4 separate regions of the Mus musculus genome follow, and all the other regions are linked to region 1. A link is a loop called in an ENCODE intact Hi-C map of the cell type or tissue named here. Cell type or tissue: heart. All regions are shown on one strand. Region 1 holds the start of Xpo1 (exportin 1). Region 2 holds the start of Usp34 (ubiquitin specific peptidase 34). Region 3 holds the start of 1700061J23Rik (RIKEN cDNA 1700061J23 gene). Region 4 holds the start of Gm12059 (a long non-coding RNA gene).

Region 1 (8,000 bases):
TCCTTCCATTTGTTTTCAGGCAGGGTCTCCCTCTACAGACCTGGAACTATTACACTTTATTGCTATTTCCATTCTAACCTATCTGTAATGTGCTCTGATTCTGACATTGGCAGACAATATTGTATACTTTTTTTTTTGTTTGGTGTTTGGTACTAGCGATTGAACCTAGGGCATTGTGCATGCTAGGTGGGTGCTCTCCTGCTCAGCACAGCCTCAGTCCTTTTTAAAATTAATCAATAATTAATATATTTATTTATTTGTATTTGTAGCTCTGCTGACCTTTCTTTTCTGTTTTTCAGCTCAAAGACGATTTTATTAGAAGAAAAAGCTCCTACAGTTGGGAACCTGTTGTAGTGACTATTCCTGGTTGTCAGCTTGACTATATCTGGAATGAATTACAATCCAGAAATGGAAGGATCACCTGTGATCTTGATATATATATATATATATATATATATATATATATTATATTTTATTGGATATTTTATTTACATCTCAAGTGTTATGCCCTTTCCAGGACTCCCCTCCAGAAACCCCCTATGCCATCCCCCCCTCTCCCTGTCTCTATGAAGGTGCTCCCCAACCCACCCATCCACTCCTGCCCTGGCATTCCCCTATACTGGGGCATCGAACCCCATCAGACCCAAGAGCTGCTCCTCCCACTAGTGTCCAACAAGGCCATCCTCTGCCACATAAGCAGCTGGAGCCATGGGTCCCTCCATATATACTCTTTGGTTGGTGGTCCAGTCCCCAGGAGCTCTGGGGGGTTCTGGCCAGTTGACACTGTTGCTCCCCCCATGGGGCTGCAAGCCACCTCAGCTCCTTCAGACCCTTCTCCAACTCCTCCATAGGGGACTCAGTCCAAGGGCTGGTTGCGAGCATCTGCCTCTTTATTTGTCAGGCTCTGGCAGAGTCTCTCAGGAGACAGCCATATCAGGCTCCCTTCAGCAAACACTTCCCTGCATCTACAATAGCATCAGGTTTTGGCAACTGGGATCCTGATCTTAAGGCTGGGGGATACAAGTTCTGACCTGGATCTTGGCATGGAGATCTTTTGGCAAAGTAGCTATGCATCCCAGGAGATTAAGGCAAGGAGATTTCTGAGTTCAAGGTCATCTGAGACAAAGCAAGTCTCCAGGTATGGTGGCACACACCTTTAATCTGGGCCACACTTTCTCCTGGAGACCTACATAAGAACATTGGAAGAAGGAAGATACTTGGGTCTTTGCCTGCTTGCCTTGTGGGACTGAGCAACTGTTAGATCCTTGGACTTCCATTCACAGCTGCTGCTGATCTTTGTTGGGGAGTTGGACTACAAACTGTAAGTCATCAACAAATTCTCTTACTCTATAGAGATGACCCATAAGTTCTGTGACTCTAGAGAACCCTGACTAATACACCTATAAATCTCTCCAGCTGCCTCCCTCCTCCCATCTCAGGAAGAGAATGAAGGAGGTGAGAAGCCATGCTAATTAAGCTGGCATCAGAGGACAAGCAACCATGTAGCCAAGGCTACACAGAGAAACCCTGTCTTGAAAAAAAGAACAAAACAAAAACAAAAACAAGAAAAGAAAGAAAACAAGTCAGGAGCTCAGGGTAGCAGAAAAAGCATGCTTAGTTCTGGCCAGCAACTAAAAGAGAGGAGAAACAGAAAAAGGAAAGAAAGTTAAAAAGAGTTGTGCTTTTTTTGGCTCAGGCCAAAAAACTGTGAGACCCAGGCAAACTTCATGGTGACTTGTGACTTGGAGGGACTGCCTCTTCTTTTCTTTCTTTTTCTTCCTTCCTTCCTCCCTCCCTCCCTCCCCCTCTCTTTTTTTCTCTTGTTCTTTCATTCTTTTTTTTTTTAAGACAGGCTCTTCTAGCCGGGCGTGGTGGAGGCAGAGGTTTTCTCTGTGTAGCCCTAGCTGTCCTGGAACTCTCTCTGTAGACCAGGCAGGCCTCGAACTCAGAAATCCACCTGCCTCTGCCTCCCGAGTGCTGGGATTAAAGGCATGCACCACCACACCTGGCCAGTACTGGAATTTTTTATCAGTCTTTGCACATAAAGTTTCTTTTCAGGAGTTTTCATTCACAGTTGGGATCACAGATGCACACCACCAGTGCCTGGCTGGAAATGTTCTTTTGATTTATTTTAAAGGAAACGTTCTTTGATTTGTTTTGAGACAGAGTCTCAGGGTTGTTCAAATACTGTCTCACTGGGGTAGGACTATCCTGTATCTAGAAATACTGAAGAGATGAAGAGTGGTTGCTTCCACCTGCGATCAGCTCTCAAGAGAGAGGGAAGACAGTGGACCAGCTAGGTATGTGCAGCAAATTCTAGGCCAGCAAGAGTTATGGTTGCATGTACCTTAAATCCCAGCATTCAGGAGGCAAAGGCAGGCACATCTCTGTAAGTACAAGGCCAGCCTGGTCTACACAGCCAGTTCTATGACATACAGATCTACATAGAGAGACCTTGTCTCAAAAACAACAGAAAGCTCTGGGCAAGTGTCTTAGTTTGGATTTTATTGCTGTGAAGAGACACCACGACCATGGCAACTCTTATAAAAGCAAGCATTTAATTGGGGATGGCTTATAGTTTCAAAAGTTTAGTCCAGTATCAGCATGACAAGAAGCATGGCAGAGTGCTTGCTGGCATACATGGTTCGGGAGGAGCTGAGAGATCTGCAAGCATCAGAAAGACTGTGTGCCACACTGGGCATAGCTTGAGCTTAGGAGACCTCAAAGCCTGCTTCCACAGTGACACAGTTCCTCCAACAAGGGCATACCCATTTCAACAAGGCCATTCCTTCTAATTGTTCCTATGGGACAAGCATTCTATGAATATGTTGGAGCCATACCTATTCAAACCACCACAGCAAGCCATAGCTAAAGGCATGAACCACCACACTTGGAAAAATACGATTTGTTTGTTTGTTTTTAAGACAGGGTCTGTTTGGCTTGGAACTCTCTATGTAGACCAGGCTGGCCTTTGACTCACAGAGATCTGCCTGCCTCTGCCTCCCCAGTCTTTCTACTAAGGGTGTGTCCCACTGTGCCAAGCCACAAAGGCTATTTTTCAGAAAGGCATCCATATACCTGTAATTCCAGTCAGCACTAGAGACAAACAGAGGAAAATTTGAATTTAAGGTCAGCCTGCAATTTATTTAGTCACAGGATACAGTGGCACTAGGGAGGCGGAGGCAGGATGGTCTCTGCCAGTTCTAAGCCAACAAGGGCTATACACCAAGTCACTGTCTCAAAAAAAGAAAAAGGAACCGATGGATTAACTCAACAAGGTGCTCTCATTTCCTCACTGGAGCTGTGCCAAGCAGCCCCTGACCCAAACAAACAAACAAAATAAATTCCTCACGAGATTATAAAGAATTAAATAGAACATTGCACATAAGGTCTTCCATACCCATTGAATTCAGGTATTCGACTTAGTTTATTTACATTTCCATATCTCTATCCTTGGGGGTAGGATTGTTTTTAACTGTTGAAGGTAATGAAAATGTATAAGCAGTGTCAGATCTGTGTTCCGAATATTTGTTTTTGTGTATAGGGATAGCATCTTCTGCCTCCAGCTGACACTGAATTTATTCTGTAGCTGAGGATGGCCTTGCATTCCTATTCTTCCTGTCACTTCTTCCCAAGTGCTGGGAGTTCAGGCCTGTGCAATATGCCAGGTCAACTGTGTTGACTTAATAAATGTTGTGGCACAACAGACCAGTCGATTTTGGTGGACTGCTGGCTGTTTTTCCCCCAGATAGGGTTCTCTTTGTAGTTCTGGCTGTCCTGGAGCTTGCTCTGTAGTCCAGGCTTGTTTGAATTCAAGAGATCTGCCTGCCTCTGCCTCTGTCACCACCACCCAACTGCTGGTTGTTTTAAGCAACCCTAATCAGCAAAACTGACCTGGCACTTGGGAGCCATGGGTTAACCTAGGGGCGTGGCATAATAAGGGCACGCACCAAGTTAAAAGAAGTTGGCACAAAATCTGTCTATACGCATTGTTAAGTTAGCAACAGGATTTTCAATGTGTTAGGACTAATTTTTAGAAATAACTTCTTGTTGAAGCAGTCTGGGGAGAGTTAATTTTTTGTTGTTGTTTTTTTTCGAGACAGGGTTTCTCTGTGTAGCCCTGGCTGTCCTCGAGCTCACTCTGTAGACCAGGCTGGCCTCGAACTCAGAAATCCCTGTCTCTGCCTTCCAAGTGCTGGGATTAAGGGCATGCGCCACCTCTGCCCGGTAGAGAGTTAAATTTTTAAGGAGGCTCGTCCAATAACTAACTAGACAACCGTTTCCAGGCGCCCAAACTGCACGCCCGTTTATGCCAACCTCGGCCCGTGCTATTCACGTTCCCATGCGGTGCCCAAACCCAGGCCTCTACAACGGATCCAAGGCCCAGGGCCTACCATCCGGCACCTATGTGTTCTTTTCGGTCCTTCGCGGCCGTCTATTTCCATGTAGAAACAGGGTGTGCCCTCCCTTTTCCGAGCACAGACCCCATCCTAAGGGCGGATGCTGGGGCCCCAGGACGAGGCCCCTGAGGTTGGCGGGAGCTCGAGGGGGCGGGCCGCCAGGGAACGGGGAGGGGGGGAAAGCAGAAAGACGAGCAACGCGCGCGGCGCTCAAACCCGCGCTGCCTTCTGCTCACGGGCGAACCCCACCCTCTCCGTCACCAAAGGCGCCCAGCCAATGGGCGAGCCGGAAAGGCCGGGCTTACAAGCGAGGGACCGAGAGGGGGAGCCACTCGAGGGGAAAGGGATGTAGAAGGCGGGCTGCACTTGACTGACAGCTCACTCAAGCCAATCCTCTGTGAGGCTTCTCCGCTCTCCTCTTTGCTGGGCTCTGTTCGACGTCCCACCTTCTCTTCCTCCACCCCCCCCTCACTCCTTTGCGTCCCGCCCCGCCTCCCCTCCCCCACTCTGCGGGCAAATCACTGCTGGAAAGAGGCGGGGGCCTAAGCGGCAGGCTCGTGTGGAGCCTTGAGGTGGGATTGACGGGCGCTCCGACCAATAAGAGGTAGGCTGATGGCGCGGCTGTGGCCGGGGCCGACCAATGGGCGCGCGGCCTGGGGGCGGAGGCCCAGGTTCCAAACGCTCCGCGGCGCCATGGGCTGAAAACTCAACCGAGATGGAATCTCCCAGTCTGAACCGGTTTCAACCGGTTCCGAGTTTGAGGCACTAGGAGGAGGGGGAGAAGCGGCTGCAGCGGCCGCGGCAGGAGCAGCGGGAGCTTCAGCATCAGCAAGAGCAACAGTAGCTACAGCCCCGGCGGCCGTGCCTGTTCCAGCCTTTGCTGCAGCAGTCGTGCAACCATCCCGAGGGGGAGGGGGGAGGCACCAGTCGCTGAGGAGCACGCGAAGGGGGGAAAGTTTAGGCTAGCTCGGGTGGGGGGGCCCGGCGCCGGAGCGGCGTGAGCGAGGGAGCCCTGTGTGGTAGGGGGAGCCGGACTGCAACTGGCGGCAGAGCGGCCCCGGCCGTACGGACTCGCGCTGCTGCTCCCGCCGCCGCCTGTGGCTGGAGGGTCCTGGGCTCTGTCTCACGGACTGGCCCGCTCCCCTCCCCCTTCCTTCCCTCCCCAGCCGGGCGGGAGCATTTATTTCTCGGATTAATTCCCCTTTTTGGTGGGGCGCGTGTGTGTGCGTGCGCGCGTGTGTGTGCGTGAGTGTGTGTTGGGTGGAGTTGTCCCTAGAATAGTAAATACTGAGCTTTTTTTTTTTTTTTTGCCCTTCTCTGCTTTTTAATTTCTTTTTTGTTTAAGGTGGGAAAACTGTGAAACCCACCTTGATTTCCTCCCCTCTCCCTCCTCCCCACCTTCCCTCGCCCCAAGCCCGGACAAGGAAGGAAGAAGCAGTTGGTTGAATTTCTGGGTAAGTCGGTCGTGTGCTCGGGGCCGAGGGTCGGGCGGCGGCGGCGCGGCGGGCATGAGGCGAGGCGGGCGGCGGGCGCGGGGCCCTCGGCGGAGCCTGAGATTGAATGGAAGCGCTTCTGTCGCTCGGTGATGGAGGTGGGGAGGCGGCCGCGGGAGGGGAGCGCTTGCTGGGTCATCTTCGTGTGCGGGTGGCGGTGGAGGAAGGCGAGGAGCGTGGTAGTGAGGCTGAGCCCCTGCGCGTGGGTGGAAGGGCTTCCCCAGTCCAAAGGGCTGGGGAGAGTCGGGGGTGATTTCGGGAACGTCTCTGTAAATTATTAGGAGTGGAAGTTTCCAGAAATATTTAGTGCAGCAGCATTGAAACGTCCGCCTGCATCACGTGGCCCCCTCGGTGGAGAGCTTGGGATGGGGGAGGGAGGGGCTACCGAGTCCCTTCTTATGTGAAGAAACTCGAAAGCCTTGTGGGTGATTTTTGTTGTTGTTGGTTTTGTGAGTGTGTGTATAACAAGAAGTAGGAAAGAGGAGTTAATTTCTTTTTTTCGGGGGCCTGCAGTTGGGGTTCCGTGTTGTAGGTTGTTTTCGCCCGGGGCATATATGTCTTGGTGAAACCGTGTACTGCTGGCCGTGGACAGTGAATGATGCCCTCCCTGCTCCTCCTTCTGGTTTCTTGAGTTTGCGGTGTAGGAGAGGAAGTGGTGGTAGAGGATGCACTGAATACTCGCCGAGGCGGGACCTCGGATCACTCAGAGGACATGCTGCATAGAGAATAGGGCGGTGAACTTAGGCGCCGGGTCTAAATGCCTCCTCCGAGTATGGGCGGGGTGAGTGCGTGCTCCTGTGAGCTATAGTTAGAAGTGCTGAGAGTCGTTCGGGTGGGAAGCCAGGGGAGGGCGGTCCCTTCCTAGTGAGGCGTGTGTTTCTTACTGAATGAAGCAGGCGATTGCCCACACACGGAGTAGCAGTCTTTTGTAGCATCTTGTTTTTTGACTCATTGTGAACTTACCTTTTTAGATGGCTACTGGTGGGTAGTGTTTTGCTGCTTGCAGTGCCATTGAAGGTATATGGACAATCACTTGTAGAGTCACAGCATTGTTTGATGGGTTCCTACAGTTCACAATCCAGTGAGTGGAATTTGGGATTGGGGGACACCAACGAGACAGGTGAACCAATCAGAAAGTGAACAATCCCTCCATAGCTGCACTACTTACTGCATGATTCTGTATCTTGAATGTGGGTGTCACGGCTGACGGTGGAATGACTATTTGGAAGCTGTTTGGTTGGGGCTGCTAAATGTGCTTGGCATTGACCACAGAGCCGCCATTTCTGGATTACCTATAGTTGAAGTTGGAAGATAACCGCTAGTTCCGAGAAAGGCCAACAACTGTATTTAAGTATTCTTAGATTGCACCCCTTCCCCCACATGAGTCTAGTATCTGAATTCTTAGAGAAGACCAACTTGAAAATGAAACTTAGGACTTAAGTGTAGGGTCATTTGACTAAACATTTAATCATTACTTTTTTTTTTAAAGAACTATAAATTGAGATAGTGTCTGAGACAAGTTGGTTGCAATTTTTAACCATAAACTCGAAAAATCTGTTTTAATCTGTAAAAGTTATGACACTTGAAGTTATTGGAAAGAATAGTTATTTGTTAGTGGGATTTATTTTTCTTGTATATTAGTGTTCTGTTTTTCCCTTCTTAAGACAGACAGAGTCTCACTGTGTATTCCAGTCTGTGCTTCCATCTCTTCTGGGATTGCATATGTCTTATCTCTTAACACTGGCCTTGGTGTTAATTGTCCTTTCACCTCCCAGGTGCTTTCTTTAATTTTTAATATATAATTTATTTTTACTTTTAGTTTATGTTTTGTTGGTGTTTTGCCTGCATGTATGTCTTTGTGGAGGTGTCAGAAAACCAGAAACCAGAGTTACAGATCAATGTGGGTGCTGGGAATTGAACCAGGGTCCTTTGGAAGCACAGCCACTGAGCTATCTCTCCAGCCCAGTTTGTTTGTTTCTTTTCTTTTTCTTTTTCTTTTTCTTTTTCTTTTTCTTTTTCTTTTTCTTTTCTTTTCTTTTCTTTTCTTTCTTCTTTTTCCGAGACAGGGTTTCTCTGTATAGCCCTGGCTGGCCTGGAACTCAAATCT
Region 2 (8,000 bases), 51 kb after region 1:
GACCTTTTTTTGTTTTTGTTTTTTTGAGCCAGGGTTTCTCTGTATAACCCTGGCTGTCCTGGAACTCACTCTGTATACCAGGCTGGCCTCAAACTCAGAAATCCACCTGCCTCTGCCTCCAGAGTGCTGGGTTAAAGGTGTGTGCCACCACTGTCCAGCTGACCCTTTTCTTCTTTCAATGTTCACAACACTTTCCAGGACCATGAGAGTAGAGATGCAGCTCCCAAGTGAGTTCTAGCTTGATGTTTTCCATGTTCTTTTTCTTTTATTGTTGATTCTTGAGACAGGGTTTCTGTGTTGGGTTGCCAGTCCTAGAATTATCTCTGTAGACCAGGCTGGTCTTGAACTTACAGAGATCCACCTGCCTCTGTCCCTGCCTCAGGTGCTGGAATTAAAGGTATATATCGCCAATGTGGACTTTTCCATGACTCCAGTATGTGGTATCTTCACAAATAGAAATAAGTTCTGGAGCGTGGCTAAGAGTACTGGCAATAGCCTATGGTGCTTTTAGGGACTTCTGTGACTCCACAGTTTTCATTTGCTAGCATGTGGTGTCTGGTGGGGTATCCCTTCCCCCATTATAGGAAAATTATGTGTGTGTGTGCAAGTGCTCCCAGAGATCAGAGGTGTTATATTACTTTAGAGCTTGAGTTACAGGTGGTTGTGAGATGCCAGTAGTGGGTGCTGGGAATTGAACTTGGGTCTTTTGGAAGAGCAGCTCTTAAGAGCTCAGCCATGGGGCTGGTGAGATGGCTCAGTAGGTAAGAGCACCCGACTGCTTTTCTGATGGTGGCATTCTGAAGGTCCGGAGTTCAAATCCCAGCAACCACATGGTGGCTCACAACCATCTGTAATGAGATCTGACTCCATCTTCTGGAGTGTCTGAAGACAGCTACACTTACATATAATAAATAAATAAATCTAAAAAAATAAAAAAAAAGAGCTCAGCCATTCTCCAAACTTAAAACCTCATTTCATACATGTATTTAATTTAGGAAGCTTCTATAGTAGTAGGTTTCCATGTGGCCTTTGCCTTTTCTTTCTTTTCTCTCTGTCTTTCTCTCTCTCTCTCTCTCTCTCTCTCTTTCTTTCTTTCTTTCTTTCTTTTTTTCAAGACAGGGTTTCTCTGTGTAGCCCTGGCTGTCCTGGAACTCACAGTCCTGTAGACAAGGCTGGCCTCGAACTCAGAAATCCACCTGCCTCTGCTTTCCAAGTGCTGGGATTAAAGGCGTGCGCCACCATGCCAGTTTATCTCCCTCTTTTAAAGTCTCTTTCCCATCGCTTCTTACTAAACCCCTGAATTGTATGGATATTTCCAATGGAACAGATATGTCTGAATATTCAAAGCTAACATTCAGAAATGAGAGAAAATATACAATAGCAGTCTTTTGTAACATGTTAAAATTGTACACCTTTCAAGTTCACTGTCCATTAATGTGCTGGAAACTGACCAGGTCCTCTGTGAGAGCACTATGTACTTTGAACTACTTGATCCCAGTGTCCAGATCATTCATTGTTTTCTTTTTTTCCTTTTGGAGACAGGGTCTCTTACTGAATGTAAAGCCATTTTAGACAGTTGTCTCATCAACCACTGAACTTGAGGGATTTTCCTGCCTTGTTCCCTTTCCTCATCTCCCCAGGTTAGAGTTACAGGCATCTACTGTCACACTTAACATTTCCAAGGGTACTGGGGTTCCAAAGAGAGCTCACCATGCTTGTGCAGCAAGCATTTTGCTCCACGAGCCCTCTCCCCAGTCCTCTCCTCTGAGACAGTGTCATTATTTGCAGCCCCTTCATTTACAGGTTTTAATCACTAGGGCCCCTACACTCTATAATCTAAATGTTCACTATTTGTATTTACTAATCAAAGTTATTGAGCCCTGATGTAGATAATGGAATAACCATTCTTTCTACCAATAATTTTCCAGATTCTCAGATCATTTGTGTGTCTATGTATGTGTATTTTTGGGAATTGAACTGAGATAATATACATGTCAAGCAAGCTACCTAATTCTGAACTATATCCCAGCTTATTTCTTTTTGAGACACGGTTGTTTAAAGCAGTTTCAATGGCCTGGAACTCAGCATGTAAACCAGGAGGGTCAGATGTGTGACAATCCTGCTTCTGCTTCCCAAATACTGCAAGTATAGACTTTTACTACTATAGCGTGTATGCATTTATTTGTGTCACATAAGCATGTGCTACCAGACTGGTCAGAAAGTTTTATTTTTTTCACATAAGCAGTCTAAGGTTAGACACTTGGTCAAACAAAGCAGAAGAGACACAGATTTACTTATTTATTTATTTCCAAGATAGGATTTCCTCATGTAGCCGGGTTGTTCTGGAACTCATTCTCTAGACCAGGCTGTCCTTGAGCTTAGAAATCTGTCTACCTCTGGCTCCTGAGTGCTAGGATTAAAGTGTGTACCACCTCTGCCTAGTTAGTGGCCCAGATTTTATTACCCTGTATATCAATTTTAAGGTTAGCTTTTATCCTATTTGTAACTTCAATGTTCAGGGGTTTGTGGGTAAAGTATAGCTGTATATAGTGACACCTGCTTGTAATTCCAGTCCCTAGAAGGCAGAAGCATGAGGAATTTGAATTCTATGTCAGCATGGGCTAACAAAGCAAAAGTGCATCTCAAAAAAGTACTACACCAATACTAAAAAAAAGCCTTTATATTTTCAATTAATTTCCATATTTAAATTATGTTTCAGGCATAGAACAACCCTAGAAATACCAGGTTACCAAGACTTAGTTTAAAACAACTTAAAAATATTTCTTAGATAGTGGGTCTTTTTCAAATCAAGGTTCATTGATGGCATTTCAAAAAACCTGGGATGTACTGGGAGAAAAAAAAAAAGATTGTTAAGAGGGCTGACAAAGGTTAGCCTGAAGGTGATGTCTGCTGAGTCAATAATCATTGATAGGAAGACTCTAAGTGGGGAGAGGATGGGAGAAGGATGAAGGGAAAACAGCTACACAACTCACAAAGCTCATAGGAAATAACAGGAATAGGTTGGAGTGAAACTTTATAGCGCCGTGCAAAAACAGCATGAAGTTAGAAGCAGTTCTAGTGCACAGAAAAAGTGTGACACACCTTGACAAGACATCGTAGAAGATTAATACCGGGGCCCTCATTAACATGTGCTCAAGTTTTGGTTTGGGGTCATGCACATGACCTTTCAGACTTTGTTGTCATATCCCTGTGGAAGTATCTTAGAAACAGAAATTAGTGAAGGTAAAAACTAACACTAAGTTGTCCTGTAAAAATTGTTTAAAAAATTACTCTTTTTTTTTTTGCCTTAATGTATGTATGTATGTATGTATGTATGTATGTATGTGTGTGTGTGTGCTAGGAGTGTGGACGGTGACCGCAGAAGTCTGAAGAGGGATTCGAATGCCCTGGAACAGGATATAGATGGTTATGAGCACCATGTGGGTGCTGGGAATTGAATCTGGATCCTCCGCAAGAGTTTCAAGTGCTCTTATTGCTGAGCCATCTTTCTGAGCTTCTAGTTCTTTTTTTTTTTTTTTTTTTTTTTTAAGATTTATTTATTTATTATATATGTAAGTACACTGTAGCTGTCTTCAGACGCACCAGAAGAGGGCATCAGATCTCATTACGGGTGGTTGTGAGCCACCATGTGGTTGCTGGGATTTGAACTTCGGACCTTCGAAAGAGCAGTCGGGTGCTCTTACCCACTGAGCCATCTCACCAGCCCGAGCTTCTAGTTCTTAATGCAATACCAAACTTAAGTTGGGTGTCCCTTTCACTTGTTTTCCACTCCTGGCTCCATTTCTTTTGGCACTGGGCAAATGGGGTTATAAAAGTCGCTCAGGCTGCCTTCGAACTCGGAGCAACCCTCCTGCCTGCATTTAGGAAGTACTGTCGTAAACCATCACGCCAGGCTTCGTTCCTCACGGTACTAGCTCTCGCTGTCTCTCTCTGATGAAAAAGCCTAATAGAGCGTTTCCGATGAAGAATGAATGGGTAGACACACACGTTGTAAGACCTCGTGCGTAAAAACGAGGTGTCACGGTTTCTCAACCGCGCCATTTCTAGTCCTGTCAAGGTGTTTCACTGCTGAGGATCCATGAGCCTCACAGAACCGCACGGCTGAGATAAACAGGGATTCAGGTTAAGACGCGCCCTGGGCTGTTCCATTCTCCCGAAGCCAGGTGGGGAGCGAGCCGCGGCGTTGCCAGCATCTGCTGACCCGCGGCCGTCTCCACCCTCAAAGTACCCGAAGGACAGGCAAACTTCACCGCTTCCCCTCGGGGGTGCGGGAGATCAGGAGGCGCCGCGCCGCGGCAGGGGACGGGGCGGGCCATCCGTCGCGGCTCCGGCCGAGTCTCCCGGAGCGCGGAGCCCGTAGGGGCGGGAGAGGCCGCGTACCCGCGACCCGCCCGCAGCCTCCGCCATCTTCCACTCACCCGCCTCCCCCCGCGGCGGCGGGCGGCGCGCTCCCCTTCCGGCCGCTGACAGAGATCCGGCTGGGCGGGGAGGGCGAGCGCGCACAGGGGGTGGACCGAGGGCGGGGAGGCCGGACGGAAGAGGAAAGGGAGGGCGGCCAGCGGCTCCGGCAGGGCGTGCGGCGTGTGTGCGGAGAGAGGCGGAGGGCGGGGGCAGCGAGGAGGGCGGAGGAATGAGTGCGCGAGGCGCCTCTCTTCGGCTCCTTCGCCTGGGCGGAAAGAGCCGAGCGCAGCCCGAGCGCTCCATTAAAATGGCGGCGGCGGCGGCGGTGGCCGCGGCGTCTGGTCGGTGGTGAAGTGACTCTGCTGCTTCTCTCCCCACCCACCCCTCCCTCTCCCCTCCCCCGTCCTTCCCCCTTCCCCCGCCGCCGGCGCCTAGGCGCCCCTGAGGCCTGCGCTCCCCTCGCCCCCCTCCTCGCCCCCGCCCGCTCCCGCTCCCGGGCCCGCCGGCCCCCTCCCCCACCCGCGGCTCCCCGCCCCGTCCTCGCCGCCGCCGCCCGCCCTCGTCGCTTCCCCGCCCCGCCGGCAGGCCGGCCCCCTCCCCTGCCTCCGTCCCCTCCCCCCCGCCGGTCGGGATCAGTCAGCGCGATCCTAAGCGGGGGAGGGGGGGGCGGCGGCCGAACGATGTGCGAGAACTGCGCAGACCTGGTGGAGGTGTTAAATGAAAGTAAGTCGCCGGGTAGGGGACCCGTCGGGGTGCACGGTTTGGGGGTCCCTGGGCTGTGCTCTCCCGCCTTGCCTGCCTTCCCGGCCTGCGGGCTGCGGCGACCGGGCCGGCCCGGCGTACGGGCCTGTGTGCCCGGGAAGGTGCGTGGTGGCGGCGGCCGTCGCGGCGCCTCGGGCCCAGGCCGCCGGGTTACCTGGGCGCCCGAGAGGCCGCGGCGCAGCCCCGGCCGGGTCCGGCTTGGGCGGTCTCGGAAAGTTTCCTCATTACAGGTGTCAATTAATGAAGGCACTAATGAGCCCTTCCGCCCCTTTCCCCCTTCGAGGAAGGTGTGGGGAGGTGGGGTCGGAGGACTAGGCTTTGCTCTGCAGTCCGAGCCTCAGGGCCGCCCTCTTTGATTTCCAGCGTGCTGGGGAGGCCTCGCTTACCTGCTAATTTTCGTTAAAGTCCGTGGGAGAAGGGTGGTGATTTTTCCATCCCTTGAGGGTGTGTGGGTGTATTCAATCCATCTGCCAGCCCTTAAATAGCAGAAATTGAACTGCAATAGTGATGATTGGAACCGTCTTACCTTAATTAAAAATAAAGGTGATAGTATTTCTTTAGTACCATTCGTCGTTTAAGTAGTAAAGTCTATTATAAGGAGATCTCTACCAACGACAACCACCCCGAGTTAGTCATGGTCTGTCTCTGAAAATGAGAGGCCTTACTCCTTATTCTTTATTATTGTATTACATATTTTATTTTTGGCCTTGCAAGATTGCATTTCTGCTTAAGAAACAGGGAATATTGCACGTCAGCCACTTGTGGGCCCAGAGGTGGTTTAGATGAAAAGATAATTTACACAAACTTGATTTGTGACAAATATTCATTTGAGGTATTGGAATTTATATTCAGTGTGATATTTTGACAGATTTCGAAACTACTTATTCCTTTTAATTCATTCATTTAAAAAGTCTATTTGTAGATTGTAATTCCCTTTTGGTTGCTTAATTTTTACTTTATTATGTGCTTGAGTTTCACTTTAATGGCTAAAAGGTTTATAATTTATTTTCAGCTATGTATTTAGTTCCTGACAGATTAAAGTAGGTGTTTTGTATATATTCAAACTACATTTTCCCATATCTGTGTCATCCTACATTTTCCTAGTATTTTATAAGGTTATTCCTATTTTGACATAAATTTCATTCTTGGTAGAAGTGATATGGTAAACATAGTTCCTTAGTACTTATTTCAGTAAAACATTTTGTATCTTAGAAATACATTGATGATTGTGACTCTCTGTTCTCCAACTTGAAAGTACTTAATTGTTTAGTATACTTTAGGAAAAATAGTTTGGGAGAAGTGATTTAAAGATTCTGTAGGTATGTGTGTGTCTGTTTACAGATATATTCCTGTGAGTGCAGCTGCCCAAGTAAGCATCAGGTCCCCTGGAGCTGGAGTTGCAGCAGATGTGAGCTGCCCCAGATGTGAGCTGCCCCATGTAGGTGCTGAGAACTGAACCCAGGTCCTCTGGAAGAGCAGCAAGTGCTCTTAACTACACTGAGCCATCTCTCCAGCCCCCTTAGGGTGTGATTTAAAACATTTTAAGCCTAACTAGGAATGTTGTAAACATAGTATCTAAAGAAAATTTACTTGAGAAGAGATGACCTTTGCATGGTATAGATAGATACTCTTTTTAAGGGCTGGTGACATCTCTCAGGGGAGTGGGTTTACTCCAGGGTCCCCACATTCTCACACACATGCATGTAAGTTAGTAATAAAAAGGTGTTATGATTGTCTTGAAATTGTGTCAGTCAGTGTTTCCCAAAGGTACTTACTTATATGCTTAGTGTTTTCTTTAAGGCTCATTGGAAAATCAGCCTTCAATCATCTCAGGAGATATATATATTTTTAAACCACCGTAGTTGTCTTAAATGCTTTCATATGTAGTGAGATGTTGTTTCAAAACTGTATTTTCACTGCGGTCCCCCCCCCCCCCCCCCCGCCACCCCAAGTATGATACTGAGTTCTTGAGGACAGGACAGATTCTACTTCACTGTGGTAATTAATGTTTGCCAGTGTGCAAGATGGATGGAGCTTCAGGATGAACATGGTGGTTGAACTGGGACTAAAACTCGTTGAATTAGCCTGGCCTGCTAGTACAGGCTTGTTTGTAATCCCAGCTACTCAGGAAGCTGAGGCAGGGCTACCACAAGGTCAAGGATCTTTCTGGGCTACAAGATGAGTTTGTCTCAAAATAAAAAGTAAGAGTGCTTGGCATACAGCTCAGTGGTAGTGTTTGCCTAGTGTGGGTGAAGCCAGCACTTCAGCCCCCAGGAATGCCCCCCCCCAACAAAAACAACAAAGAAAATCAGGGATTTTTTTTTTTAAATTTTAGATTTTTAAATTTAATTTTATATGTATAAGTGTACCAGATGCATGCCCGTGTGCCCTCAGAGTCAGAAGGAGCATCAGATCCCTTAGAGTTCTAGAAAATCAGCTTTAAAATTGAAGTGTGTTATATGTCTTCTTGTAATTTCATTTGCTAATTATGTATTGGCTATCTTTTTCTTCCCCGTTGCTTGTGCAAAGATGACTATTCAACCAGGATTCAAAGTTCAGAAATCAATTCCTCAAACCATTTGCGTTTTTTTTTTTTTTTTCCTGTTTGTTTTTTGAGACAGGGTCTTTCTCTCTCTGCCCCTGACTCCAGGGACTCACTGTGTAGACCAGACTGGCTCAGTTCATAGAGATACACCTGCCTCTGTCTCTTGAGTGCTGCTCTTAAAGGTGTGTAGTGGCAATTTATTTATTATTAAGGGGCTCAAATGCAAATTTATTAAGGAAAAGAGAACTTGAGATTGGAAGAGGTAGGGTAG
Region 3 (8,000 bases), 100 kb before region 1:
TATTTAGCTCATTTAAATTTCCAATGCTATACCAAAAGTCCCCCATACCCACCCACCCCCACTCCCCTACCCACCCACTCCCCCTTTTTGGCCCTGGGGTTCCCCTGTACTGGGGCATATAAAGTTTGCAAGTCCAATGGGCCTCTCTTTGCAGTGATGGCTGACTAGGCCATCTTTTGATACATATGCAGCTAGAGACAAGAGCTCCGGGGTACTGCTTAGTTCATAATGTTGTTCCACCTATAGGGTTGCAGTTCCCTTTAGTTCCTTGGGTGCTTTCTCTAGTTCCTCCATTGGGGGCCCTGTGGTCCATTTATAGAAGACATTAGTTCAGTTCCCAGCACTCACTTTGGGTCTGTAATTCAGCCCCAGGGAATTTGATGCCCCTTTCTGGCCTTTAAGGGCACCTGCATTCAATGTGCACATAACCACACAGAGATACATACATCTACACAGAATCAAAAATAGAACAAACCTTTCAAGAAGCAGCTAAAAGAATGGAGAGATGGCTCAGTGGTTAAGAACACTTGTTCTTTCAGAGGACCTGGGTTCCTTTCCCAGAACCCACCTGTCAGCTCACATCCATCCATAACTCCAGTTCCAGATCTGACCTATATAGGTATCAGACAAGCATATAGTATACATACAGAAATGCAGACCAAAAAAAATAAAAAAAAAACCAAAAACATGCACATAAAGTAGTATAAATAAATCTTTAAAACAAACAAAAAAACAAACAAACAAAACAAACAGTTTCAAAAACACTCCTGGGCCAGATGTCTTTAGTCCTACTACTCAGGCAGATGCAGGAGGAGCTCTATGAGTTTGAGGCCAGCCTGGTGCACATGATGAGTTCCAGGTCAGCTAGGACTACAGAGGACTCTATCTTAAAACAAATCAAGCAGCAACAACAAAAATTTAAAAATAACTAAAATGAAATGAAACATGAAACACAGCTGCTTTTGCCGGTTGGAAACAGAGGCTCACGCAGCTCCTTCGCCTTCTGTTTGCTATGTGCATGGTGATGGACTCAGGACCGTCTGCCTCCACCTCTGAACACTGCGACTATGGGCATTCCAGTCCTTAATCACGGTGACATGTTTCAAGTCAGTAGCCTTATGTGGTTGCTGCCTACCACATCAAACCTGGATGCACAGCTCCCTCTTCCATCCCTGCAGAGCTCCACTGCACAGCATCTGCTCTATCCTGGATAACTGCATTCTTTACCTCCATTCAATACAAGTCTAATCGCTCTCAGGAATTCTGCTGGTCATTGTTTTGGCACTGCTGGAACTGGAGCCAAACACTCTGATTCCAAAATTCTTCGGAAATCAGGTTGCACAGGAGCTTTCAACGATAGATGAAGCCCGTTGGTTTTAGCCCATTTCTAAGTCTGGGTCTCCTGGAAAGAGTAGGATAAAGCCTGGCTCTTCACATACTGTAAGTCCCCGAGGTCTGTGAGGGTGACTCCTCTCCCAAGCTTCCAGCTGTCGGGATTCAGACACTGAATGTCTGATTCATGGTCTTGTAAACACACCTCCTGAAGTTTGGGTATTAGCTTTGGGTCTGATATATTGAAGACCAGGAGAACTACTGTTTTTTTTTCTCCATTTTCTATTAATGTTTTCATTCTGACCTATTACTGAAAACTTTTAGCACAGGAAAATAAGCACCCGTACAATGAGTTTCTTCTATGCGCACACCAAACAATCTTTACCATGGTCAGCCTCATTTCAATCTCCGCTGGGATCAACCTGGAGTAAATTCCAGACATTATGTTAGCTCATTTGTAAAGATTTTTCTGTATCTCTTTTAAAAATAAAGATATGTTGGTGTGGTGGTGCACACCTTTAATCCCAGCACTTGGGAGGCAAAGGCAGTCAGGTCTCTGGATTTCTGGTCTATATAGTGAGTTCCAGGATGGTCAAAGCTATGTATAGAGATCCTGGGTTTTGTGTTTTGTTTTGTTCTAAGCTGGTTCACAGCATCTTCTGTAAGGCTAGCTGTGAGTTTTCAGTGCCAGGCTCCATTACAAGACCAACATCCATGGGGGCTTCACGATGCTGCTGTAGTTTCTCTTCTGGATTGTCTCCATCTTTGGCCCTTATGGGCATGTTTGGCTTAGCCTCATCAATTAGAAGTTCCAGCCTTGTGCACCTCATTAATAATATCTCATTTCAAGTCCCAGAGAAGGGGAGGCCCTGGGCAGGTGTCTTGATATCCATTTCTTGAACCAAGGCAGTAGCAACCCTGCTTTATGCGCTGAGCTGTCAAGTGAAGCAGTTGGCCTCTGTTTAGGAAAACTGAGCCAGAATGGCTGTGCTTATAGAGAGTGGCCATCTGAGGCGGGGAGACGGTTTTCTCTCGGCTCATTCACAAATATTGACTGAGCTCTCAGCTCATGGCAGGTCCGATTCAACCAACCGATAAGTAAACATCTGTCCACGTGAAGCGCACATTCCAGCAGGGAGAGAGACACAGTAAATATACAGGGGGGTTGTTTTGGTTTGTTTTTGGTTTGGTTTTGAGGCAGGGTCTTCCAGAGTATCCATGGCTGGCCTATATAGGCCAAGCTGACCTCAACTCAATGAGATCCACCTGCCTCTTCCTTCCAAGTGCCACCCATGCCCATAGTGTCATTTAGATGTACTGAAAGGAAGGTTCAAGGATCAGGAAAAGCAAAAATCAAACACACAATACCCCCTTCATTTCTGCCCGAGGAGGGAGATCCTAAACACAAGGCGGGAAGCGGGCCTGCTGAGATAAGAAAGAACATTTCTAGATCGACTTCTCACTACAGCTCAATGGTCTATTGTGCTGCCCACACAGAACACACCGACTAACTCAGCAACCACAGCTCAGCACAGAACAACACAGATGTGAGTCTTGGGTGGTGCTAGTACCAGTGCCCAACTCCACAGGGAGCTGCTGGGGTTGGGGCTATTCACTTTCATGATATTTATCAAAGTTTCAACCTTTTAACAAAGTTCATTATCTGCTTCCCAAGCCACAGCAGGTTATAAGCAGGAGGTTCAGAGAGGACCGGAGGGCAAGCCCTTCCTTCAGCTGACACTGTCATCCAGTGAGCCAACCTCCTCCACACCGCAAGCTCAGGTCACCCAGACATCCTTACACTTGTGTTTACTGTCCCACGGTGTATGGGAAGAATGTGGGCATGTCTTAGTGATTTTGATAAAAAACAAAAACCAAAAAAGCCCAATTCCACCTTTGTAATTCAGCACTGTAGATTATGATTAATTTAAGGACAGGTGTTTTGAATTTACCCATCCCCCAAGCCCCTTCCTGAAGCCTAAGATAATGCTACTTGTGTAATAATGCTGGATAATTGGATTTTGAGTAAATAAATAAAAATATAATTGTGGACTAATTAACCTTCTCTAATCCTCCGTGGTCTTGTGCGTGGAAGTAACTTCATCACCTAGGGGACTTTTTCAGAATATTAAGTAACGTGATGTAGATGGTACAATGGGTTACATATCATTTCAACGATGGGTATTTTGATACAAGGAGCTGAACCGCTGGGCAGTGGTGGTGCACACCTTTAATCCCAGCACTTCGGAGGCAGAGACAGGCCGATTTCTGAGTTCAAGGCCAGCCTGGTTTACATAGGGAGCCCTGTCTCGAAAAACCAAAATAATAATAATAATAATAATAATAATAATAATTTCTTGGGCTGGAGAGATAGCTCAAAGGTTAAGAGCACTGGCTGCTCTTCCAGAGGTCCCAAGTTCAATTCCCAGCAACCACATGGTGGCTTACAACCATCTGTCATGGAATCCGATGCCCTTGAGGACAGTGACAGAGTACTCATATAAAACAAATAGATAAATCTAAATTTAAAGAAAAACTTATTCTCTGGAAAAAAAAAAAAAAGGAGCTGAACCAACAAATGTCTTTCCCACAGATGTCCTTTCAAAGGTCAAGGGAACCATTAGGTCCTTGTGTTCATGACTTGAGTCACCACTAGGTGGCAATATTTTCTTTACACAGATAAGCCCTTTTCTTTCTCTATCCCAGTGGTCTCCAAACTGGGGACTCACCACTGTGAAGACAAGGTTTCCAAGAGTCTCAATTACAGAACGCTTTGGGGAAGTCACCTGTGTGTCCTCTTTCCTCATATAACCAAAGGGTGATGTGCCCCTTTTCCATCCCAGATTATCATCATCATCAGTCCTCTTTTAAAGACAGGATCTCACTGTGGCTGCCCTGGCATTCTCTCAATAGACCAGGCTAGCCTCAAACTCAGAGATCTGGCAGCCTCTGCCTGCTGAGTGCTGGGATTAAGGACAGGTACCACCAACCTCATTGTTCAGGCAATAACATCTTCAGAGGTATCAAACACAAGCGTAAAAGCATCTGAGTGACTCCGAGGGGGTCCTGTGCAGCATCGAGAGCTCTGCGCACAGAGACACGTCTCCAGGCCTTATATTTAGCATTTTTCACAACGGAGTTTCTCCACATTAGGCTTCCTTCAGATTGGTGCTTTTCTTGATACTTCCTGTTGTTTTTTTCAGTCTTTATCACTGTGAGCCAAATGACGTCGTTGCTGAAGCTAATCCCCCCCAACAAATTTTTACTATTTACATTTACTATTATGTCTTTGATGTACTTGTGTGATGGAGGGTGCATGTGGATGGGTCACAGGTAGCTTGCAGGAGTCAGTTCTCTCCTTCCACCATGTTGGGTCCAGAGACCAAACTCGGGTACTCTGGCTTAGTGGCAGGTGTCTGCACAGCAAGCCATCACTTTGCAATTCCTTCCTTTATTTTTCACTTTATGTGTGTATGAGGGAGCACTGAGTATGTATGTTTGTGCACCATATGCGTGCAGTGCCCACAGAGGCCAAAGGGAAATAGTGCTTCCAGGAACCACCCCACTAGCCAGTGCTCTAACTGCTGAGCCATCTCTCCAGCCCAAGTTTTACACACATACACTCTCTCCATACACTGTCTCCTTCTTCTCTCTTTCCATACATATATTAATATGTGTATGAGAACATAATTTAAAAAAAAACTATATCTTTACACACATATACATTCAGCCCTCCCCCACATATGCATAACCTTAAATAAAATTTCAAAATATATATGTTGCTGGGTGGTACACACCCTTAATCCCAGTACTCTGGAGCCATATGCAGGTGGATCTATGCTATATGGAAAACAGGACAGCAGGGCTACAAAGAGACTGTGTCTCAAAATAAATAGATTATATATATATATATATATATATATATATATATATATGTAAACTTTTTTAACCCCCAAAATTTAAGAAAGAGAGAGATGATGGCTCAGTAAGTAAAGGCTGGAGATCTGTGACCAGGGAGACAACCAACTTCCAAATGTTATCCTCTGACCTTCACAAAAGTAGTGCTGTGGCAGCCAATAGTTGTAGTAGTAGTAGTAGTAGTAGTAGTAGTAATCTATTAAAAGTTAAATACCAATTTTAAAAATCACTTGACCTTCAGTGTTGTTTGTTAAAAGCAGATGATGACAATCCTGTGTGAAAGATTCCCTCCCCACCCTAGAGAACAACAGCACCCCCACCCTGAAGGAGAGAGTTCTGAACACACACAAGCCTTGGTAAGCTGCCCTGGCCTTCCACCTACCCAGCCCCAGCACCTAACCACAATTTTACAGCTCATTTGTCTTTGGTCCATTCAGTAATTATGTGACCTACAATAAGTGTTTCTTTCAGTCTTCAGGGCTTTTGAGGGGTTGCTGTTTGTTTGTTTTGGGCTTCCATGTCACATAAAATTTGTATTATACTTTTCTCCTGTTAATCTGTGTCATCTCCATTTAATCTTAGACCCAGCAAGGACACTAGAAAGGGCAGAAATGGAATTTTCCACCTTGAAGTCTCTGGCAACAAAGATGGGATCCCGAAGGGCTGAGACACCCCTTGTTCCCTGAACTTTTCCTGAGAGTGGTGGAGAATCATCGGCTCACCTCAGACAGGGCAGCACCAGCAGACCAAAGGGATGATTCCATTCAATTCTAGCTTACTGAGCCCATTTGTTTACCTCACTGTAGTGGGAGTGTCTCCAGCCTTCAGTTACATCACTGAAACCACACCCTGGCATGGACTGCAACATCCCCACAGCTGCCTGGATGGGGTCCCCCTCAGCTAACTTTCCACTCTCTTGTACTCTATCAGCTTCCTAAGTCACATGCTGCTAGGGCAGATCCACAGACATCTGTGAAAGAGACAGAGAGGAGATGACTGGACTCTCAGGTAAACATCTGATGACCGCACCCCTCCTGTGTGGGAACAGATCTGATGTGGGATCTCGGGGCTAATCTCAGCTTCTCTAAGACAGCAATGCTGCTATGCTGGGAGAACAGCCATCCACAATACCTTATTTACTCCACATTTTCAGATGGGCTCCTGGGAAACCGCACAAAACCCAGAAGAGATGGGACAGGACATGGCGGCTCATACCTGTAATCCCAATATTTGGAAGCTTGAGGCAGGAGGATTACTACAAGTTTGGCCACAGCAAAGACTGCAGTGAGAGTCCTGCATCTACAGAGTGAGACTCCACTCATAACAAAACCAAAAAGTCTAACATGGTAGGAATTCTCACAACTATTAGCATTCCCAGATCTCTGTGTGCTTCCCTCCCCATTAAGAAGGTGAGGCGTCATGATGAGTTTCAGCTGCCAACCTGACCCGCTGGGAAGAGGGAACCTCAGTAGAGGAACTGCCTCCATGAGACTGGCCTGTGGACAAGTCTGGGGGCATTTTCTTTGTTGTTAATTAATGTAGGAGGCCATGACATTGTCATTGCTGGGCCAGTGGCCTGGGTCATATAAGAAGAATAGCTGATGAAGAGCCTGAAAGCCAGCCAGTAAGCAGCATTTTTCTGGTTTCTGCTTCAGTCTCCTCTTTGAACTCCTACCTTGATTTCCCTCAGCGATGAATCTCTGTTGCCCATCAGCCAAAGAAACCCTTTCCTTACCTAAGTTGCTTCTGGTCACTTGTATTTTATACAAGGTTTTCTTATCTATTGCTTTCTAATTCTGGATTGTCAGGAGAGATCTGTGTTAGAACTTCCTTGGCCATGTGGCTCTCGGGAGCTTTGTCAGGGTATGAGGACACGGCTCAGGAAATGGTTCCTATCTTTTGTTTCTGCCGTTTGTGTGGCTCCTCAGAAAAAGGAAATAAGAATAAAGTTTTCTTTTTCTTTCTTGGTTTTTTGAGACAGGGTTTTTTCTGTGTAGCCCTGGCTGTCCTGGAACTCACTCTGTAGACCAGGCTAACTTCAAACTCAGAAATCTTCCTGCCTCTGCCGTCCAAATGCTGGGATTAAAGGAGAGCGCACCACTGTCCAGCAAGAATAAAGTTTTCATTTCACCTTGTTTGGGGTCTTTAAAGATGGCGCTGTGGCTGTAAGAACACCTTCTTTGAGCTTTTCAGCTGGCCAGCAGCCAACACAGCTGAGCCTGTCCTTTCTCGGGGAGTTTATCTTCACTGTCCCACTTTCTCTGACCTATTGAAACCATGGGCTTTGCATTCTTGGACTACCTTTGATGATTGCATGTATTCTCCCTACTTTTAGGGACATTTCTTATGTCCAAGACTAAACCATCCAAGTCTTATCAGTGATGAGCCATTAAAAGACTCACTGGGTTTTAGTCACCACTGAGGTTAGCTTTGCCCTTGAAGACTAAGTGCAAGTGCATTTCAAGTTCAGCTCAAAAATACTTTTGATAGCCAGTGGCATACGCCTTTAACCCCAGCACTTGGGAGGCAGAGGCAGGAGGATTTCTGAGTTTGAGGCCGGCCTGGTCTACAGAGTGAGTTCCAGGACAGCCAGGGCTGCCTTGTCTCGAAAAAACAAAACAAAACAAAAAACTTTTGACAAATACAAAAGTTATATTTAGTCTGGTGTGGTCGTTTGAATGAAAGTGGCCTCAGAGGCTCATATATTTGGATACTTGACCTGCTGTTGCTAGAAATGTTTGTTAAGGATT
Region 4 (8,000 bases), 190 kb before region 1:
TGAGTGTGGGAAATGAAGCCACAGACAGTGAAGTGTAGATGAGAGCGACTATTGCAGCCTAGAGAACATCTCCTCCTTCCAGAAAAGGGCAGAGTCACTCTGGAAGCAATTTAGAGATCTTTAGGCTGCTGCTGCTTCTATGAGGGACAAGGAGGCTTTCCTCTGGTTTCTAGAAGGCAGGGCCTACAGAGAGAGGTGAGGCCTATGTAGAGGCCTGCATAAACTGATTATGTAGGCAGTTTACTACTTTGAAGACAGTAAGAATGGATGAATTCGGGAGCCAGGCCATTTTGTTAGAATAGTAAAAATGTCACCTTGAGGTATGAAATCAGAGGCCCTTTTATAGAGAGGCTCTTCTCTAGCTGAGGTTACTGAGTGCTGCTAAGAACAGTCAATAGGAGAAAGTCAGTACTCACCAGTCAGTATAGACTTTCCTTTGATCAGGTTTTGTTTAAAAACCCAGGCCCTCTCATTTAACTTCCCCACCAAATACATACCTTCTTTCTCACAGAACTGGGGTGACTTGAACCAGTTCTAGCCAGACTGTACAGACTTCTAATCAGCTCCCTGATCTTCTCTCAGTCCCCTCCCACTGAGGTGGTAGCTCCACTCTGTGAGCCTTTCTGCAGTTGCTTTACCCCCACTTCCCTCTGAAGTCCTGGGAAATCAACATGTGGCCTTGCACATGGAGATTTTATTTTGATATAGGATCTAAGTTGCCCAACTGGTCTTGAGTTTGTCATCCCTTTGCCTCAACCCCCAGGACAGTTTGGGAACACAGGCCAATACCACCATACCTCAATGCTTTACTCTGACAGCCCTCTTCCGCTCCACTTAGATCCTGTCTTTTTTTTTTTTCCAGTAAGACTGCATTAACACTGTTGTCTTCGGGCTTGATAGCTTTTGTATTTCCTCAATTTAAACAGTGTTCACAGAAAACAAACCTATTTAAGTGTTCTTGCGTTGAACCAAAATCCCCTTTGAGGTGTGTTTGTTTTTTAAATTGAGAATTTGAGCTGGTGAGATGGCTCAGCAAGTGTTTGCCACCAAGCTTCACAAAATGGCCAGAGTCCAATCTCCAGAATACACATGGTGGAAGGACAGAACCAACTTCTGAAAGCTGTCCTCTGATGTACACACAAATATATGTGCATAAACACGAATGTTACACAACTATTTTAAAAATCAATGATATAACTATAGACTATTTAATGTGAAAAAAATGTTCATAATATATTTTCCCCCAAAATCTTTGGTTTTCCTGATTGAAATGAAAAAATATATTTTAGGGCTTTGTTTTGTTTTTTGCAAAAAGTAACAAACATATGGTCATTTGATGGTAATCCAACTCATAAGCAAGTAATCCCCTCAGAATCCTGACCTCCAAACAGGCTGGCTTCTGCTTCTCTATCAAATGTACTGTTTACTGACTCCATAATCATTACCATGAGGGAGAACACATGTTAGCACTACGATATTAACAGGCATTAACTCTGGGCAGAGGAATTCATGGCTTCTCTTTTTCCAGTGTGTTCTCATGTTTCTGTGTGTATGCAGGGGTGGGTGACAGAGGACAAATTTCAGGAGATGCTGCTCTCATTCCACCATGTGGAACCTGGAGCCTGAACTGAGGTAGTCAGGCTCACTGCCATGCCCTCTTCCCACCAGCAACCTCACACACCACTTTCTAACATTTCTAACTAAACACACTAGTTTAATTTTCGAACAATTTTAGGAAAAAACTCATAATCGAAAAAAATAACTGTGTGTGTGAGAGCACATGCCTGTAACTGCCCTGGAACTAGTCTCACAGCGGTTGTGAGCTGCCCTTCATGGATGCTGGGCATCAAAGTGGCTCTCTGTAAGAGCAAGAAATACTCCTAACCACTGAATCATCTTCCCACCCACAAAAAAATCCTCATAATTAGAAATTTAAGGTCTCATACTTAAAATACACATTAGTTAGTCCAACTTGATTTTGCGAATTTTCATTTAAAAAACCCTCAAGATGTAGTTAAAGGTCCTGATGTTTACAAGTAAAACCTCTTAAAATTCTGTTCTTGCTAATGGGTAAATATCATTTAAGTATAATGTTTCTATCAGTTACATAATTTATGTTAAGCCAGGCAAGGATATATGCCATAATTAATAAACGGGCATCCTTCTGATTTTTTTCCTTTGCCCATTATTTAACTGGTTGGTTTGAAAATGTCTGACTTGGTAGTCCTATGTGGCTTCCAGGCCTTCCAAAGTTTTTCGCCCCCCAAACTTCATGATTCTTGTCTGCTCTGTGAAATTATATATAGTTTTATGTCAAACTTACCACTCAATCCCTATGGAGTTTTTTAGTCAAGACAATGCATTTACATTGCTTTACTTCAATTTTTTTCTGCTAGGGACTAAACACTGAGCCTGTAAACATGACTATAGACAACTGTCACTTAGCTGACTCTCCTGAGCTGCAGACTACACCTTACATTCTACATTCACAGTCCATGTTCCCAAACTTCAGCCAGGCGTGGCGGCACAAGGCGGGAATTCTGCTCTGAGAAGCCGAGAAAACTAAGCTCCAGGCCAACCTGGGTTACAGAGTAAACCCAGTTTCTAAAACAAATCTCCTATCAGCTCTTCTACTCAAATGTCCTGCTAATGCCTCAAAACCAAAATCCATTCGTTTCAACACACATCATTCCAAATTGGTTATCAACCTTCATCCCAAACAGGTTTGTTCTATTTGGTTTTCCAATAGAGTGATTGGCCGAGGTGTCTCCATACTCAGCGTCTGGGTCTGGAGGATGGCCGTTTTGTCCCGATGCTCCTCACTCTTCCTCAAGGGCTAGCCTGAGCCTTCTTTCTGCAGAACCTGGCCTCGTCTCCCTCCACCTCCCATCCTAGGGCTCTGAGGAAAGCCTCGCTTGCCCCTGGGTCCTACCAACCAGGAGCACGAACGCGCCTTGCGAACTCGCGTCAGCACTGCCCTAGACCTTCAGTCAGGGTACAGATCACCTCGCCCACTAGCGCTGAGCGCACCGGGCTGGACCGCCTCTGCACACGCGCACAGCGGCAGGGCCGCTCTAGGCACGCAGCGCGGTCCTGTCTCGTTGGTACCGGCGCTGACGGCGCCCGCCCTGTACGCTGGAGCGGGAGGCTGTCCTGCGTGCTGTTCCCACGCTCTTCTCCACACCTCCGCAATAAAGGCGCGGGCGGCGCGCACTCCAGCGGGAAGAGGGATCGCACTTCCTCAGAAGGCTAGAGGTCCCTCCCTCAGCCGTCACGGCTCCCCCCCATCCCCCGTGGCCCTTAATCCCCTGGTGCGGGGGCTTGTTTCTAAGGCGCTGAGCCCTTCACCTTTCCGGAGCCCGGCATGGTGCTGGCAACGCCTCTCTCATCGCCTCGTTTTAAAAATAATGCGTTAAAAAAATTCAGTTTGCTATGCGAACAGCATTCCAACAGTACACAATTATATCCGAAATAGTTAAGCAATAAAAGAAAAAAAAAATGACGGGCGTTGTTGAGGCAGGAGGATTACTGCGAATTCTACTCCACCTTGGGCTACATACCGAGATTGTGTCAAAAACCACGGAGTGGGGGAAATTAAGTGAAGTAATCGTCTACGTTGGGAACCAAAGGTATAGTCAAGGTCAGCTTGAGACATGCCTGGGCTACCTAAGGTGGCTCTGCCCACCAGAGTGGGACACAAAACCCACAAGGATGAGGGTATTGTCATACTGCTATGTAAATGTAGAGTTTTCAAATATGCACAAAGGGGTTTTTGGTACCTGTTTTTCCAGGTCTTAGATACATTTTAAGTGGTCGTATGGCTATTCTAGTTGTTTAAAGAACCCATAGTTACTGGGCTTTTAAGGTATTTACAATTTTTCATTTCTACAAGCAGTGATAGATTGCTAGATCAAAGGGAATGCCCATTTGTAAGATTCTGAACCTTAACAGAGGCTTCCTAGAAGTGTTCTTATTAAAATGCATTTTCCCAGTAAGTATTAGAATGCTGCGTGACAGCATGAATCATTCTGTTACTAGTCAGCCTTTTGTCAGACTCTTGTATGAATTTGCATTTTGTTACCTAGGTATAAAACTGAATACTTTCCATATACTTACTGGTTCTTTATGAATTCCTTGCTTATAAGTTGTTTTCTTTATATTCGAGGTATTAACATTTTTAAAACTTACAGTGCTTTTGTATATTAGCAATATTAACTTTTATTTAAAGATTGCAAAAATCGTTTGGCTATTAAAGCCAGTAAGGTTTAGTTTGTGAAAGGTTTTAACTTTGTGGTAGGCATACCTAATCAAGCTTCCGTCCCTCTCCAACTCCCTGCTTACCTGATTGCATTTCCGTATACACTTGCAGGGTTTTTATTGTACATGTGCACATATGTCGTTTACTTCATTTGAAGTTTACTTAAAAGGAGTAGTCTTGCACGCGCTCGACTGGCCAGGAAGAACTGGTGCTGCTTTTATAGGCCTAGGAGGGGCGTGTCTCACACCCGGATTGGTTATGCACTAAGCCTCATTTGCATGTTCCTCATCTGATTGGCTACTCTCTCTCAGTACCTTACAGAACCTCATTATCATACCTCATTTGCATGTCTCACATCTGATTGGTTATACTCTCCGTACCTTACAGAACCTCATTATCATGCCTGGGCCAGGCAGTGTCTTTGCAAAAAACTTTACTGCATATGTACACATTGGTTGTTTGTCCAATCTTATGCGTGGTGGCCAGCAGTAGTCAGTGCCACTCTGCAACGGCACATGTGGCTTCCCACAGAGTAGGAGTTTTCAAAAAGCTTCTCTTTTTTTTTTTTTCTTCCAAGACAGGGTTTCTCTGTGTAGCCCTGGCTGTCCTGGAACTCACTTTGTAGACCAGGCTGGCCTCAAACTCAGAAATCCACTTGCCTCTGCCTCCCGAGTGCTGGGATTAAAGGCGTGCGCCACCATGCCGGGCCATAAAAAGCTTTTTTAAAAAAGGGCTGGTGAGATGGCTTGGCTGGTAAAGGCCCTTGCTTTGAAGCCTCGGGTCCTGAGTTGGATCCTTAGAACCCACATAGTGGAAGGAGAGAACCAACTCTGACAAGTTGTGATATGCATCTCTTTCCACATAGTAAAATAATGTAATAAAATGTAAAAGGGAAAAGAGGGGCTGGAGATGTAGTTCAGTGATAAAGTATGTTGCCTAGAATCTTCCAGATCCTAGATACGATGCTCAGTTATGGCAGAGGCAGGCAGATCTCTTGAGTTTGAGGCCAGCCTGATCTACAGAGTGAGTTCCAGAACAGCCAGGGATACACAGAGATACACAGAGAAACCCTGTCTCAGAGAGAGAGAGAGAGAGAGACAGACAGACAGACAGACAGACAGAAAAGAAAATGCTGCTTTTACAAAACCCTAACTTTCCAAATGTGCCTTTCCGTTTATTCCATTGATTTGCTACTGAACAGTAATACTGTTTCAGTGAATCTTTAAAAAATTGTTTTATTCTGAATTTGTATATATTATTGTGTGAGTGTATGTGCAAGTGTGTGTGTGCATGCACGTGCATGAGAGAATATGTTTAAGTGTGTGTATGTTTGTATGTGTGTGTATGTATGTATGTGTGTCAGTGTGTATGTATGCGCATGTGTGTATGCATATATGTGTGTCAGTGTGCATGTGCATGTGTATGTATATATGTATGTGTGTCATTAGTATGTGTGCGCACATGTGTGTGTATTAGAGGAAAGTGTCATGGAACTGCTTCATTCCTCCACCTTTACATGGGATCCAGGAATTGAACTCGGGTTGTCAGATTTTGTACTAAGTGCTTTTATCTGCTGAACCATTTTCTTGGCCATCAAATTTTAAAAATATATTTATTATTATTTGTGTGTGGATGATGAGAAGGCACGTGTGCCATGAGATGCATGTGGAAGTCAGGGGACAACTCTGTGGACTTGCCTCTCCCCTTTTACTTTTCGTGTGTGGGACACTCGGTGTGAGCATCCCTGCAAATGCTATGGCAGGCAGAGCAGTAACGGGAGTGACGTCCGTGTGAGGCAAGAAAGACATCTGCTTCAGCTCCACTCAGTAGCTGCTGTCCGTTCACACCTCTAAAGTCTGATCTTGGGCAGTTTATTCTAGGCACATTTAAGTACAGTACAGCTTTGGAAAAAGTTTCCTGGTAACAGTTAACCAAATCCCATGTGCATGTTAAAGCTCAAGGCATGACTACATTGAAACCCTTTTGTAAAGTCCATATGACATCTTCCATGAAGATGGGGTCTATTGACTGGGAAACAGTGCTCAAACTAGAGGTCTCTGGAGTAAGAGTCTGGGATGAACATAATAGTCAGTGGGATTCAGGTGTGGCCTGGCCCCACAGGTCACACAGATCACCAAGCTATTTACTACTTCCATTCCTAGCCTTCTGGGCAGAACAGGTTATATATCTCTTCTCTTGAATAGATAACCCTTCGAGTTTAACATTCCTACCTTTCCTAGTGCTTTATCTGTGAGCACAAGGACCCCATTTCCTCTACAACTTAGGTCAATAGGCTTGTGGGTCAAGTGCTTTTTTCTGGTTGAACAATCTCACTGGCTCTGTTTAATGCACCTTTAGTTTTTAAAGTTTCAGTAGTGCGAATCCCTGATAACAGTCTTTAATTATTATTATTATTTATATATTTATTTTTATTTATTTATTTATTTATTGTTTTTTTTTTTTTTGAGACAGGGTTTCTCTGTGTAGCCCTGGCTGTCCTGGAACTCACTTTGTAGACCAGGCTAGCCTCGAACTCAGAAATCCGCCTGCCTCTGCCTCCCAAGTGCTGGGATTAAAGGCGTGCGCCATCACGACCGGTTGATAACAGTCTTAAGAACTAGATAGGTGTAATGGTGCATGCCTTTAAGCACTTGGGAAGCAAGTTCAAGACCAGCCAGAGCTACCTAGTGAGACCCAAGACTTACGATTTTGGTTGGAATTTGTATTAGTTTTCTTATTGTTTGTGATGACTAGGCAACTTTGGGGAAGAAAGCTTATTTCAGATTATACTTGAGGAATACAGTCTGCCATGCAGGTAAGAGGATGAGGGGACGGCAGGAGGCGTGTGAGGCAGCTGATCACATGTGTCTGCGGGAGAAGCAGAGAGATCAGTTCTGGTGTTCAACTTACTTTTTATTCAGTCTGGGCCTCCTTTGATGCAATGGTGCCCCCATATTTCAGGTAGATTTCCTTCAGTTAACTCAATCTAGAGAATTCCTCACTGACTGACTTACCTAGAGGCTTGTCTCCTAGGTTATTCCAAATTCTTGCAAGTTGACAGCTAGTATTAACCTTCGCAACTTCAACCCTAGTCATTTTGACAGCCACACATCATTTTTATGTCATAGGACTTTTCAACCCCTTGTGGCTCTGGCTCATGGCCATCTCCTAATGCTAAAGACATTCAGTCCCACTTTGCATTCCACAAGGTGGAACCCTTCATGGCTGCCCTCAGGACACCCTTCCTGCTCCAGGTTCCTTCCTTCCTTCCTTCCTTCCTTCCTTCCTTCCTTCCTTCCTCCCTCCCTCCCTCCCTCCCTCCCTCCCTCCCTCCCTTTCTTCTTTTCTTTTCTTTCTTTTTGAATAATTTATTTTATTTTATGTGCACTGGTGTTTTGCCTGCATGTGTGTCTGTATCTGGTTGTCAGAAGTCCTGTAGCTGGAATTATAGATGGTGGTGTCATGTGGGTGCTGGGAATTCAACCCAGGTCTTCTGGAAGAGCAGCCAGGGCTCTTAGTGAGCCGTCTCTCCAGCCCTCTGGGTTTCTTTTTAATCGCACTAATCTGTTTAACAACTGCTTTGAGACATACTATGTTTGTAACTTTAAAGTTGCTCTCACTTGCTCCCGATTTTGCTCTCTCTACTAAGGATCCGAAGAGCAGTGAACAGCACACACAGCATGAATGCTGCCTTGTTTTGAAAGTTCTTCCATCAGAAACATTAGGATTTGGACTTTGTGTT

What was found. Hi-C counts contacts between places; a loop is a spot of excess contacts. Peaks named below come from ENCODE experiments on the same cell type or tissue, not always from the same donor. Only the 100,000 strongest peaks of a DNase experiment are listed, where the experiment ranks them.
Region 2: a loop joins it to region 1, with 3 times the contacts of the local background. A loop is called at or near these places in 8 of 42 quality-filtered maps.
Region 3: it touches region 1 in a loop (3-fold over the local background); 15 of 42 quality-filtered maps call a loop at or near these places.
Region 4: it touches region 1 in a loop (2.6-fold over the local background); 11 of 42 quality-filtered maps call a loop at or near these places.

The regions. Positions count from the first base shown.
Region 1 is chr11:23,250,864-23,258,863 of GRCm38, forward strand. Xpo1 (exportin 1) reads left to right here and starts at 5,178. Exons shown (of 26, transcript NM_001035226.1): 1 at 5,178-5,297; 2 at 5,781-5,854. In heart, a CTCF peak has its summit at 4,711; DNase peaks (open chromatin) are centred at 4,838, 6,178 and 6,628; H3K4me3 peaks cover 4,349 bases; H3K27ac peaks cover 3,636 bases.
Region 2 is chr11:23,301,872-23,309,871 of GRCm38, forward strand. Usp34 (ubiquitin specific peptidase 34) reads left to right here and starts at 5,024. Exons shown (of 80, transcript NM_001190401.2): 1 at 5,024-5,145. The coding sequence starts at 5,103. In heart, a CTCF peak has its summit at 3,585 (motif pointing right); DNase peaks (open chromatin) are centred at 4,540 and 5,100; H3K4me3 peaks cover 3,215 bases; H3K27ac peaks cover 2,205 bases.
Region 3 is chr11:23,145,980-23,153,979 of GRCm38, forward strand. 1700061J23Rik (RIKEN cDNA 1700061J23 gene) reads left to right here and starts at 6,161. Exons shown (of 3, transcript NR_131065.1): 1 at 6,161-6,258. In heart, a CTCF peak has its summit at 3,975 (motif pointing right); no DNase peak of the experiment used is centred here.
Region 4 is chr11:23,064,778-23,072,777 of GRCm38, forward strand. Gm12059 (a long non-coding RNA gene) reads left to right here and starts at 287. Exons shown (of 2, transcript XR_872307.2): 1 at 287-3,640. In heart, a CTCF peak has its summit at 3,054; a DNase peak (open chromatin) is centred at 3,094; H3K4me3 peaks cover 1,566 bases; H3K27ac peaks cover 1,386 bases.